Regions from separate parts of the Homo sapiens genome. Here region 1 is linked to region 2. Evidence: chromatin loops called from intact Hi-C (ENCODE). Cell type or tissue: PC-9. All regions are shown on one strand. Links, peaks and the distances in the headings refer to the core of each region. The heading gives the core; the rest is flanking DNA.

Region 1 (6,828 bases), core at 717-5,716, 47 kb after region 2:
TGATCCGCCTGCCTCGGCCTCCCAAAGTGCTGGGATTACAGGCATGAGCCACCGCGCCCTGCCCAGTAAAAGTATCTTAAACAAAAGTAAGACTTGCTATGTAAATGTAAATGTTAAGTCAATATCTTCCTTATCCTCAAAGTTTCTAGTGGTTTAGAGAAAGAGATGTCCTTAGAAATGGAGATTTCCTTTATAGATGTCCATGTCTTTTACAGAGTCTCAACATAGCCAGCTAAACATCAGAAAGTTGCATTCTGGCAGACCCCTTTAGTGAACAGGGCACAGAAAGCATCTGCAGCGTTCAGGAGCTGCTGTTTAAATATGCGAAGAGCAGGCACAGCTGGAAGGCACAGCATCCAGATCTTTAAGTATCCAGGATCCCATCTTTACACCAAATCCCCAGTCCCCCAAGAGAAGAAACCCCATGGGACCGGGCCACACGGTGTTTCCACAGTGTGCCACGCTACGAAGACATTCTCCCAAGGCTGGTGGGTGACCCAACACCAATCAGCCCACCCCGTGATCAGCCCGTCACCCCAGGAGTCTTTTACCTTGGTGGCAAGACTTCCCATAGCCTCCAGGGGCCCAAACTGCACCTTTCTTATCTAAATGCACAGAGAAACAAGTAGCCCCTGCCATAATAACCATTCACTACAGCCGCTGCCAGCTACCTCCCAGTGACTTTGGGGATGGGCTTTCGCCAGTGACTTGTCAGCCATGGCACATGAAGGTCAAGTTCTCTCTCATAGTACAAAGTAATCCCTGGAACGCGCAAAGCCAAAGAGATCAGGTAACGCAATGCAAAAGACAGCAGAGCTTTCGGCCTGAGAGGGGCCTGCCCAGGACTCTCGAGACTCCGTGAGAAAGGCAGAAGGCCCCCAAAACAGGGTGTGCGTGGCCGTTTTCTGTGTTCCTCAAGAGGTCTCAGGCTGCTAGAAGTCTCCTATGTGGTACTGAAGATGGTACAAGGCAGGAGAAGCACAAGCAGAGGAAAACGGAAGGCGTCACAGAGGAGCCGGTTCTCAAGATTTTAGGCTTTCTAAAAGGTCAGTGACGTTTTACATTTTTCGCAGCAAACTCATGCCGACAAGAAAAGCAAACAAAGGGACCAAACTTATTTTAAAAGGGGTTTCAGTCGACTGAAAAAATCCCAGCAACAGGATCCAGGTAAGAAGTGTCAGCACTTAGGGAAGCTGAGGCAGGAGGATCACTTGAGCCGAAGAATTTGAGACCAGCTTAGGTAACGTAGCAAGACTCTGTGTCTGCCAAAACAAAAAACAAAACAAAACAAAAATACAGAAAGGCCTTTAAAAATGTGTGTGTGTGTGTGTGTGTGTGTGTGTGTGTGTGTGTGTGTGTGTAGCTCAAATTTAATTTTTTAAAGAGATGGGATCTCACTCTGTTGCCCAGGCTGGAGTGCAGTGGCACAAACAACTCACCACAGCCTCAAACTCCTGGGCTCAAGTGATCCTCCTGCCTCCACCCCCAGAGTAGCTGAGATGACAGGCGTGTGCTACCATGCCTGGCTAATTTTTAAAAAATTTTTTGTAGAGACCGGGTCTTGCTATACTGCCCACGTGGCTGAATGTTAGCTTTTAATTAGGCTGACTTCTGACCATAGAGCTCTTAAAAAAAAATCCCTTCAAACCTCTTATTATCAGATTTCAGTCAGGATAAACAGAAAGTAGGTCTTCCATCAGTCTGGTTCTAAAATCACCTTTTCCAACTGTGCACACAAATAAATTATTTTAGCCATTTCAAAGGACCCCCATTTCAGCCATTACTGCTGATGACCATCCCGGGCTATGTGGGTCCATTTCCCTAGATATTTACAAAAGGATGCCTCACAGGTGTTGTACATAAAACCAGCTGCTGTTTCTTAAGGCAGTTGTCCCTTAAAACAGTGCTCAGCTTTTGGTCAGGCGCCGTGGCTCGTGCCTGGAATTCCAGCCCTTTGGGAGGCCAAAGTGGGCAGATCGCTTGAGCTCACAAGTTCAAGACCAGTCGGGGCAACATGGTGAAACCCCATCTCTACAAAAAGTATAAAAATTAGGTGTGGTGGTGCATGCCTGTAGCCCCAGCTACTCAGGTGAGAGGATGGCCTGAGCCTGGAAGGTGGAAGCTGCAGTGAGCTGAGATCGTGCCACTGCACTCTAGCCTGGGCGATACAGCCAGAACTTGTCTCACAAAAAATTGTTTTAAGAAAGAAAAATAGAAAAGGAAAAGAATGCTCAGATTTTGAAGCTTGGTTTCCCATAATTTAGGAACTTTTCAAAAGTGACCAAGGCTGGGGATGTGTTTTGGGGTGAAGTGCGCTGCTAATGAGCCACTCCTCAGGGTGTCAACTGAGAGTCAGGGACTCTAGGTAGTGGCGTGACCAGGCCCTTATTTATACCTTTCCAGATAAGTGGGAGTTACAGAAATGTTCTCCTGTGAGGGGTGTCCTGTGAGGCCACCGCGCACCCAGGACAACAGTTCTGACATCTCTGCCAAGTCTCTGGTTGCCCAGAGCACCTGCATGGGTCGCAGACAGCAACCGACTCTTCTCTTTGGGGTGAGGCAACTCACCCTCATGCACCTTCCCACATAGGACAGACAGGAACTGGCCCCAAATGAAAAGACAAGTCTGAACTACAGGCAACGGGGAGCAGTTGAAATTGTTGTTGTTGTTATTATTATTATTATTATTATTATTATTATTATTTTGAGACAGAGTCTCGCTGTGTTGCCCGGGCTAGAGTGCGATGGCACCATCTTGGCTCACTGCAACTTCTGCCTCCTGAGTTGAAGCGATTCTCATGTCTCAGCCTCCCGAGCAGCTGGAATTACAGGTGCGTGCCACTGTGCCTAGCTAATTTTTTTATTTTGGGTAGAGATGGGGTTTCGCCATATTGGCTAGGCTGGTCTTGAACTCCTGACCTCAGGTGATTCATCCACTTTGGCCTCTCAAAGTGCTGAGATTACACGCATGAGCCACCGCGCCCAGCCCAGCAGTTGCAATTTTTAAAGCTTGCTGTGTAACTTTAGGCCCAAAGATGTGAAACCACCAGTGCCAGACTGGTGCCCATACCAGGCCCTAAACCCGTTGCCCTGAGGCAGTGGCAGAGAAGGCGGAGTTCTCTGTTTATCTGAGTCCCCTGTCCAAAGACAGAGACTGAAGCCCTCTTTCTGTTAAAAGCAGGTTTAAAAAACACTCCAAATAAAATCTAGATGTCAACCAAAAAGAAAACAAAGCTCTGAATTCAGGAGGACTCACCCCTGTGCACCCAGGAAACCTCTGGAGTGAGGGGAGCATGGTGGGTTCCTGCTCATACCACCCCCAAGTCCTGGAAGGAGCCCCAGGTGGTCAGGGAAGAGGGTCACTGAAGCCTGCTGACTTATGCCAGATATGTTGACCTAAAGGGAAAAAACTGAGGCAAAATTAATGTGAAGTGGAGAGTTTACCGGAGCCAGGTTTGAGGACTGCGGCGCCGGGGCACAGGGTCAGGGCAACCCTTTAGGTTCACGCCTTCCAGGGAGGCAACGTGGGTCATGGACAATCTCGAAGGAACTCGCTGATCCATTCAACAACCCCTGCACCCGACGCTCAAGTGCTGACCAGGGTCCCTGCCCAGCCACAGGGGCAGCTCCGCAGTGTCGTCCTAAGGTCGGCCACGTGGACGGCAGGAAGGGCGTCCCAGCAGAGGGATCAGCACGCAAGGGGTCCGGGCAGGAAAAACCAGGCAGTGGAGGCAAGTGAGGGGCTGGCGCGCCTGGAGAGCCAGGGGGCTGGAGGAAGATGAGGCTGGGCTTTGAATGGGGGCCTGGGGCTCCAGAGCAGAGACTGGGGGAACAGGCTGTCATGCTTCTGATGGGGGCCAGGAGAGGGGAGAAGCCATGGTCACTGTCCAGGAGCTCCTGAGCAGTGTCCCCACCCAGACCCCAAGGCCTGAGTGACCTCTGAGGAGAGCGGTCCAGCCCTTACAGGGCCACAGCCTCTGCCGGCCCCTGCCCTCTCCACCTCATCCCCACAGCCTCAGCCTGAGCCTGCCACTGCTCGGCCCCAGCAGCCAGGCCCAGAGACAGAGGCCTGCTCAGCACGCCTTGGTGGCCCTTCCAGTCTCCATCTGCAGACTCCCTCCCACCAGCCTGCCTGGCCTCACCCTCCAGCCCCTACAAGTCACCCAAAGCCCGTGGCCATGTGACCCCCAGTAGCCCTGATGGTCAGCTGAGGCCTGTGCTCCAGCCCCGGGTTCATAGGTACCTGGAAGGCACCAGAACACCGTCAGCTTGGAAGGGTCAGGGCTGGGCTCCAGGAAGCAGCCTGGAAGGTCTGGGAGACCATGGTACTTGCTCTGGGTGGGGGCTGGGGGGCCTAGAGCCCCTCCCCACGACAAGGGGAGAACCCCGTAGGCCACACGGTGCTCCCAGCGCCAGCAGCAGAGCGCCTATATCAGCCCCAGGCTGTCGCCAAGGGCCCATTTTACAGAGGAGGAAACTGAGGCTCGGTCAGGTCAGCCTGTGGGGCAAGAGCGGAAACCCAGACCTGTCGGTCCTCCCTGGCCGCCCACCTCCGCCTCTGTCTCCTGCTTCCCTGAGCGCCCTCCTCACCGGAGACCCCTGCCCCTGCCCCAGTTGCCCCCGCGCCCCGCCTGGCCCATGCAGGCCTCGCCTTCCTGGGAGCGGAGCGGCCGAGACCGTCCGGATTTCAGATGCCAAGCTGAGAGGCGCCCGGGCCTCCGCCGCTTGGATACTCAGGTTCGAGGAGGGCACACCCAACGCAGCGGACGTGGGCAGTGCAGCCCCACCCACGGCAGAGCGGGGACCCGCGAGCCCACGCCCAGGCCGGACTTGCGGGGTCTCCTCCAACGCCGTCGGGGCGCTCCTATCCCGCCGCGAACGCCCCGAGCCCGAGTCCGTGGGGAGGAAGAACAGGGGCGCGGGGAGCCGCCGAGCAGCCCAGGGGAACCCCAGGACGGCGCGGGTCTGGCCACGGTGGGAGGGAGCAGGGCGGGGTGGAACGGAGCTGCGGGTGAGACGGGGCGGGGGGCGGGCCGAGGTCTCTTATGAAGTGGAACTACAGACCGGGAGGCCAGAGGAAGAAGGAGGAAAAGCAAAACGGTCCCCAGGCCCACAGGGCGCCTAACGGGGCTCCACAGGAGGCCGGGAGGTGGGAGTGGCAGAAAGGCGCCCAAGGCCCCAGGCTCGCCCTACCCCGCATCTTCCATGGGAAGATGGCCCAAAACCACACCCCATGCAGCCCTGCGTCCCAAAGACCCCCAGAGCAGGAAGGGAGGGGCTGCGGGGGACCCCTGTAGCCAGCTCCTCCCAGAGCCCTGGCCCAGGCAGCCTCCCTGCAGCTTCCACTGGGGGAGCGCGCGGCCTGCAGGGGCGCCTGGGAAGAGCAGATCTCACCCTCCTGGGCTTCACAATCCAGTGTGGGGTGGCAGGGAGGAAAGAAACAAACACCCCGGGACCCCTCAGGGACAAACGCTTAGAAGAAAATGCGGGGCTGGGTGTGTCGGCGTGCGCTGGGGACCCAGCTACAGGCTCTGGGCTCTGTGGGCTGGTACCGGCACTGTGGGCCCCACTACTCAGGAGGCCCAGTGAGGAGGATTGCTTGAGCCTGGGAGGTTGAGGCTGCAGGGAGCTGTGATGAGGCCACTGCATTCCAGCCTGGGCGACAGAGCAAGGCCCTCTCTTAAAAATAAACTATTTAAGGAGGGACACAGGGCTGCAGAGTGAGGCCGGTCCCAGGGCAAGGGATGCGTCCCTGCAGAGGGCACATGCACAGGCCCTGCGGTAGGAAGGGTGACCTGCAGATGGACTGTGGCAGCAGCCGCCTTCCAGACAAGCAGACACAGTGTCCCTCCCACACGCTTTTCTACATGGCAGCAGGGAGAAGAGGACATAGGATCCAGAGAAAGGCGGCTCTGGGCTGGAGTGCAGGTGGGCAGTGGGGATACCCAGCGGTCAGGGAGGAAGGCAGGGCCCACAGGGAACACAGGGAGAGGCCCTGGACCAAGGGGATGCCCTGACACTGGAGAAGCTACAGACATAAGGGCGGAATGCAGGGAAGATCAGGGAAATAGCAGGTCCAGGAAAAGAAAAGGTGTCCCAGAAAGAGACTGCAGTGCCAGGTCACTGCTCGGCCATGCCAGGGTTGACTCATCCCTGAGTTGCTGAGCCCCTGGCAGGAAAGCTGCGCCATGGCTCCAGGACTGAGTGTGAATGCCACTGGCCCTGCCCACGCTTGTGGCCAGGCTCCCTCCGCTCTGCTCCTCCGAGGCCTTCCCCGCTCTTCATGGACCCTGTGGTCCTCTTGCCTTGCTTGGCCTTGGTGGCATGAGACACAGCTGTGGCTGCCCGGGACGCAGCTCAGTTCTCTTCCTGCTTCACAGCTGCTCGTCACCCCTAGGGGCCCTCTTCTCTCCTCTGCCCCCAAACAGGCCACAGGGGATCCCAGACTTCTCTCTCCAGCTCCTTTTACAGGCGTACCTCCCCAGTGGCCTCCCGGACCCCCATGACCACTCCCACCCCCCACCCAAATCCCACAGGCTCTACCTGCAAACACACCCGGAATCCAGCGGCCTCTTACCCTCTGCTGCCGTGGGGCTGCTGTCCTTCTCAGTCTGCCGTCACCTCCTCACAAGCCCCGCAAGTCCCTTCCCTACCGGCAGCCAGAAGCTCCCGTTACCAAACCTTGTCCTTGCCCCAGCCCCGCAAGGCCTAGGGGGAGGCCTCTCCACCCAGTGTCCCACAGCCAAGCCTGGCTCCTGCCCCCACTGAATCCCAGAGGGCACCTCCCCAGGGCGTGTGTGACGAGTGTGCCCCAGACCCCATCTTTTA
Region 2 (6,828 bases), core at 1,016-6,015:
CTGACCTGGGTCACCTGGGTGACAGCGTATTTGTCAGGTTTCTCTACTATAAAGATACTCTCTTCTACTCCGATTCCACATGGTACCCTTTGAGAGCAAGTCACTAAGCATAGCCTCTAATTAAGGAGTTGGGGGTTACCCTTTGTCTTCTTAAGAACAGGGTATCTATATACATTATTTGGATTTCTTCTGTGTGGGAGATCTGTGTTCTCCCCCATTTATTTATTTAATCCTTTGAATCCAAATTCGTATGGATTCATGAATATTTATTTTTTACTTTGGGATAGCTATAATACAATTTATTTTTTGTTTTCTCGCTTAAATTGTTCCAGCTTTGGCCATTGGGACCTCTTTCAGTTGGCTCCTGTGTCCCTTGACTTAACCTCTTCAGTGTGTGTGTGTGTGTGTGTGTGTGTGCGCACGCACGTGCATGTGCACACACATTTATCACTTCCTTGCTTTCTGGCACTAAAAGATATTCCAGGTTCATCTTGTATGTTTCCTGCCCCAGTCCTGGAATCAGCCATTTCTCCAAGGAGCCCCATTTTTTACTGGAGAATGGCTATTAAAGGCCAAGTTCTGGTGCTAGGTGCTCTTTGCTACTGAGCAGGTTGCTTCTAGGCCCTCTCAGCTGACAGAACAAGAAGTTGTGCATGCATGCCAACCTGTGTGTATACACACATCTTTAGATATTTCTCTATGTAACCATGTGCATCAACATGGAGCTTATCATGAGTTCATACTGATGTCTCCAGTGCTAACCCATTACCCATGGATCATTCTAGCTCCTTCTCTTGCTTATGTACCTGGCATCAATCTAAACTTACCAAGACCTCTATGATACATTTTCATTTGGTTAAGTTTAAAAATATTTTATAAAATAGTCTACAAAAATGTCATGTAGTTGTTTATTCACTTAGACAGGGTCTTACTCTGTCGCCCAGGCTGGAGTGCAGTGGCACACTCATGGCTCACTGCAGCCTCAACCTCCCAGGCTCAAGCAGTCCTCCCACCTCAGCCTCCCAAGTAGCTGGGACCACAGGGGCATATCATCATGCCCAGCTAATTTTTTATTTTTCATTTTTGTAGAGACAGGGTCTTGCTATGTTGCCCAGGCTGGTTTCGAACTCCTGGCCTCAAATGATCCCTCCACCTAGGCCCCCCAAAGTTCTGAGATTACAGGCATGAGCCACTGCACCCAGCCCATTTTGGCTTTTTGCTTCTTATCTAAATATAGCTGTTAACAATGCCAAGTTTAAGGGTGGCTAAACAAGGTGGCAAAATAGCTTAACACAGCAGGAAAAGGGGGAAAACTGGAAATGCATTGGTACTTAGAAATTAGGTGGCAAAAAATCAGTGAAGTCTGGGATGTCAGCAAGAATGGTGGGGTACACAGCCCCATGGGCCTGTCCCCCAAAGAAACATTGAAAAATCTAACAAAACTGTCTCAACCAACTTCATCAAAACTTTGAAAAATAGGCAAAGGTTTACAGCAACCAAGCAAATGCTGAATCAAGAAAAAGGCAGGTGGGGTATGGTGACTCACACTTGTAATCCCAGCTTTTCAACTTTCAGAGGCTGAAGCAGAAGGATCCCTTGAGACCAGGAGTTCAAGACCAGTCTGGGGAACAAGCAAGACCCTACCTCTAAAAAAAGAAAAATAAGAAAAAACTTAAAAATGGTAGGAGAGCCTGGTGCGGTGGCTCACGCCTGTAATCCCAGCACTTTGGGAGGCCAAGGCGGGCTGATCACGAGGTCAGGAGTTTGAGACCAGCCTGGCCAACATGATAAAACCTGTCTCTACTAAAAATACAAAAATTAGCTGGGCATGGTGGCAGGTGCCTGTAATCCCAGCTACACAGGAGGCTGAGACAGGAGAATCACTTGACCCCAAAAGGCAGAGGTTGCAGTGAGTCGAGATCGCACCACTGCCCTCCAGCCTGGGTGACAGAGTAAGACTCTGTCTCAAAAAAAAAAAAATGGTAGGAGAGCCTGGTGATGACTCTGTCTGCCCTCCTCCCACCCCCCAATCTTGAAGGCAGCAGCATGTTCCTAGCATGGGACCTGGTCCCTGCTTCTGGAGGCAGAGCACACCTTACTCGAAAAGAAGTGGGTATTTATTCTCACCAGTCTGGTGGCTGCCTGAAGGGCTGCCACAGGCACTTGTCATTGTTTCACCTAACTCAGAACCCACTTGCTGCAGAAGAGTGGCAGACGTTGCTTGGAAACATTGTAAGGCAAATAACTTGCAGCTTCCTGGAGCTAAAAATTATAGTTGAGGCAAACAATGAAGCACTGAAAGCTCTGGAAGAAAAACTGAGGAGAGAGATGCTTTTGGAAATTAGGGCATTCAAAAGTACCTGTGGATATCGGGAAATGTAGAAAGCACCATACATGCGCAGAGAGCTTGCATGCTCAGAAAAGATCTAAGAAGACCTGAGCTTTCACCTGGGGCTGGTCTCTATGCTCAGTGCAAGTAGGAAGTGAAGGCTAAGGTAGAGCTGTGAAAAGCCTGGCTAAGCAATGAAGGAGGCCCCAGCACAAAGCCATCCACAAAACAGATTGGGAGAAGTTTCTGTTACTTTTTCTGTTTCTCTCTGTGTGTCTCTCTCTCTCTCTCTCTCTCTCTCTCTCTCTCTCTCTCTCTCTTTCTCTCGGCTTCTGAATCTGAGATGCCCACTCCATCAGGGAGGCCTGGTGTAGATGATAAGGATGTTTACAAAAGCAGCAGGCAGGAGGTGGCACCGAGGGTACATGTCAGGCTGCCTGTCCTTTGAAGGTGCTCTCGGAGGAGGAGGGACTCTTGGTGGTGCTGGGAGTGCTCTGGAGCTCCTGTGCTACTCAGATGTCTCAGCTTTAATCTCTGGAGATTGCTGTGGTTCACATGCCAGTCAGATGCTGAGTTGATCCTTATTCTATCTGAATGCTGTAGCTCCAGGGTGGGGCTCACCCCCATGGCCTCTGTCTGTGGGAGGCCAGGACAGAGTTGTTCATCCAGTCAAGCAGTGGGACTAGATAGGCCTAGAAACCAGCTCCCCCACTGCAGCAGACACAGACGTGGCCCAGGCCCAGGCACCCCAATATGGGGAACGGCCTTTCCTGAAGTTGGATGGGCATGCCTTTGGTGAAAGCAGTTTTGGGTTTTGATTTGTGGACACCTGGGAACGTGGGGTGGTGCTTGGCTGGCAGCAGCTGCTGCAGCCTCGCCGAAGGCATCTGCCTGGGGCCCTTGCTGAGCTGACACCACAGGTATGGAATGTCTCCCCTGCCAGTGTGCCGGCCACCATGAAAGCATAAGGAATTTCCAGAGGAAGCACAGTGGTGGGGTGTGTGGTTGGACTGTCTGCCCTGCACTGACAGTGCCTTCTGTGCCTGAACTTCACACATGGTCTCTCCATGCAGGAAGGATGTGCCCGTGGAACAGGTGACACACGCAGACAGAGAGCAAACCAAGAAGGTGGTGTACGCGGTGGTCTATGGAGCAGGTAGGCTGCGGGCCGGGAGCTGGGGTCTCGGGGTTACCTGTAAGCTGGCAGCTGTGTGCCTGTGTTTAAATGTGGCTGTGCCTCAGAAATCGTCTGTGAGTCCCTGGGTGTTGTTTATGCTCTGATGACACCTGCAGTCACCAGACACTGGCCAGACCACCCCATGCCTTGACCTGCTCAGAGTCACATCCAGCCTCTCAGGGGAGGCCGCGGAGCTGGGCAGGTCAAGTGTGACCAAGCCGTTGGCTCCACCCCTACACCATACCACTGTGCTAGGCACCACTGCTGTGCTTGGAGACCTTCGAGGAGACCCTCGTCCACACACATGCCAAGGCATTATAAAGTTAGATAGCCTCAAGGTGTGCAGCGCTTGGACTCATTGCCACATCTCAACATGCACCCCATCTCCCTAGGGCAGAGCTCACCCAGCTGGGCCATGCAGCCAAAGCACCCCAGAGAGGGCAGAGCCAGGCCTTGGGCTGGGAGCAGAGCAGTAGGGGTCCAATCTCAGGGGTAGCAGATAGGAGAAAGCGGGGCTAGGCCAGGAAGGACTGAAGGCCAGAGGTTTGGGCTGCCTGGGGCCTCTTCTGCAAGCCTCTCCCTCCCCTCCCCTTTTTGCTTCCCTTCCTGTTTCTGCTCCTCTCCCTCCTTCCCCCTACCCCCTAGCCCCAATACCCATGTCAGAGCAGGCCTTCTACTCTCTTCCACTCACCCTTCTTCTACTCTCCCTTGGACTCCCTGACATGGGCTGTCTGGGATTTTTTAATTCTTTTCTGGCCCTGGGTCATGCTGAATCAGCATGGCCTAGTTTCCCCAGCCAGCCAGCTCCTTCTTAAGCCTGTTCAGACCTCCTTTTCCCTGTGATCAGTTCTTCTTTGGGTAGCAGGGCTTGTGCAAAGACCCTGAAAAGAAGATTCACCATCCTGCCATGGAAACCCTTTGTTTATTCACAGAAAGGCAGCAAAACCAAACAAGCTTCAGTGGAAGAATAACGGGGCAAGCACATAGTAGATTGTCCCTAAGAGCTGCCCTACAGTCTCCATTGAGAATGTGGTGCCGTTGAACAAGCGTCCAGAGTGCCCCGCCCCAAAACTGTGGATGGATAGCTTGTCTAGAACCACAGCCAATCAGCCAGGCCAGCTCCAACCTCAGAGCTTTGCACTACTCTTCCCTCTATGGGAACACCTGCCCCTGTACCACCAGAACCCATCCCTCACTTCTGCAGACCTGTGCTCAACTCTCCCCTGTGCAACCTTCCTCAACCACAGTATTTGTTACCCATTTCTTAGGTAACAAATTGCCACAAATGTAGTAACTTAAAATAATACACACTATCTCACAGTTTCTCTGGGTGTGGGCATGCCATAGCTGGGTCCCCTGCAGGGGCTGCAGTCAGGGTGTTGGCTGGGGCTGTGATCACATCTGTGGCTTGACTGGGGAAGGATCCACTTTGTTGGCTTCTGTTTCTTTCTTTCTTTTTTTTTTTTGGAGACAGAACCTTGCTCTATCCCCCAGGCTGGAATGCAGTGGCACAATCTCGGCTCACTGCATTGAGCACAAAATTGGCTCAACCTCCAACTCCTGGGCTCAAGCCTCCTGCCTCAGCCTCCTGAGTAGCTGGGGTGACAGGCACCTGCCACCACATTCGGCTAATTTTTGTATTTTTAGTAGAGATGGGGTTTCACCATGTTGGCCAGGCTGGTCTTGAACTCCTGACCTCAAGTGATCTGCCCATCTTGGCCTCCCAAAGTGCTGGGATTACAGGCATGAGCCACCGCACCTGGCTGGCTTCTGTTTCTTGCTGGCTGTCAGCCGGAGGTGGTCTCAGCTCCTTGCCACATGGGCCTCACACCTTGGGCACCCACTCGCCTGTTCATGGTCTCATGCCCCAGCTCAAACATGAGTACCTCAAAGATAGGAGCTCATCACGTTAGCTCACTGCCTGGCACAGAGAAGACACAGGAACAAATTAGTGGACTTGGTGGTCTCAGCTCCACTTTTGAAAACATTTTGATTGTATACATGGTTTTTGGAAAATAGACTAAGAAACTTTGTTTTAAAGAACTAGGTTCTGTGAGTGACAGTAGTGTGACATTGGATTGATTCTCCTCAGAGTTGCTTGGTCCACTGCCTCCTCTCAGCCTCTTCTGTGCTGCACCCCTGAACCTCCCTGGGGCCTCTGTCTTGGGGGAAGGCATCACTCTGCCAAATTATATGAGAGTTTGTTGCCTTGCATCCTGCTGCATCTTGTGTTGCAAACATAACATTTGCTTCTGCTCTGCCGGCAGGACATCACCTCCCCAGTCCTGGGCCCGGCAGCCTGGGCTTGATCCCCAACCCTATCAGCTCCTGACTGTGTGGCCTTGTGCAAGGCCCTCCGCCTCCCTGTGCCATCTCCTCCTGGGAAAATGCTCTCATAGGGTGCATGGGGCCATACCTGGCACACAGTCAGCTCTCATCTCTGTCATCTGCCGTTACGTCTGAGTCCTACTTCACTTCTGTGCCATGTCAGTAAATGCCTCCAAGTGACTGAGCAGCTTCTGTAGGTCTCCTGTGGCAGCCCCGGCCTTGTCCCCAGTGGGGGCAGCCACCCCAAATCCAGCTAGGAGGGAGGGATGGAGAATGAGAGTGCCGAGCACCTGCCGTGGGGCAGCTGTCCTCCAGCAGGATGGATGCCCCCACCTACCCAGAAAAAGGTGGTCTTCTCTGCCACCCGTTTGGCTCCTTCTGGAGTATTCACTTTTTTTTTTTTTCTGGAGAGGAAAAGAGCTACATTTTGTAAATAAGCACTGAGTCATTAGCCATAATGTTGAAAAGGGTAATTTGGCTGCTTTTAGCTGTGACAGTGACAAGGGTTCCCACCCTGAGCCTCCGGCTCTGCTGTTCCCATTGTTCCGGTCTGGCTTGACAGCTGGAATTACTGTGTATCCACTGCTGTGGGCTTAGGCTGGTCTCTGTTCTCCTTGTGTTTGAAACTTTGTCACATGAGCTGGGACTGAGGAAGCCAGTCAACTTGCCAGGCCTCCCAGGCTGCTGGGGCGCTTTGGAAACTCCATAGAGGAGCTTTGCACCTACCAGCTTTCAGCGGATTGTAGTGACGTGTTTTCACATAACATACCTCTGAACGGCCCACAAATGCTGAGGGCATGGGGCAAGGCATGATTCCTACACATTCTTGAGAAATCGGTGACATGACTATTGTGAAGACTGTGATGAATACAGCAGAGGAAGCAGCAGGACTTTGTGAGAGGCAGGGGAGATGCCCCAGAAGGTGCAGGGTCTGTGTGCTCAGTCCCCGCAGCCACCGTGGGGGAGCTGGTAGGGAACACATGGAGTAACAGAG

Evidence for each region. A loop is a pair of places that touch in the nucleus more often than their neighbours do. Peaks named below come from ENCODE experiments on the same cell type or tissue, not always from the same donor. Only the 100,000 strongest peaks of a DNase experiment are listed, where the experiment ranks them.
Region 1: it touches region 2 in a loop (2.5-fold over the local background); 1 of 110 quality-filtered maps calls a loop at or near these places.

The regions. Positions count from the first base shown.
Region 1 is chr4:2,045,211-2,052,038 of GRCh38, reverse strand. No RefSeq gene overlaps it. Among named protein-coding and RNA genes, the nearest start is that of NICOL1, 6.6 kb to the right of the region's middle. In PC-9, for the core only: no CTCF peak of the experiment used is centred there; a DNase peak (open chromatin) is centred at 2,938; H3K27ac peaks cover 557 bases.
Region 2 is chr4:2,092,508-2,099,335 of GRCh38, reverse strand. It overlaps POLN (DNA polymerase nu), which reads left to right. Exons shown (of 26, transcript NM_181808.4): 20 at 3,403-3,485. Among named protein-coding and RNA genes, the nearest start is that of NAT8L, 37 kb to the right of the region's middle. RefSeq lists enhancers at 5,550-6,050, 6,051-6,551. In PC-9, for the core only: no CTCF peak of the experiment used is centred there; a DNase peak (open chromatin) is centred at 3,245.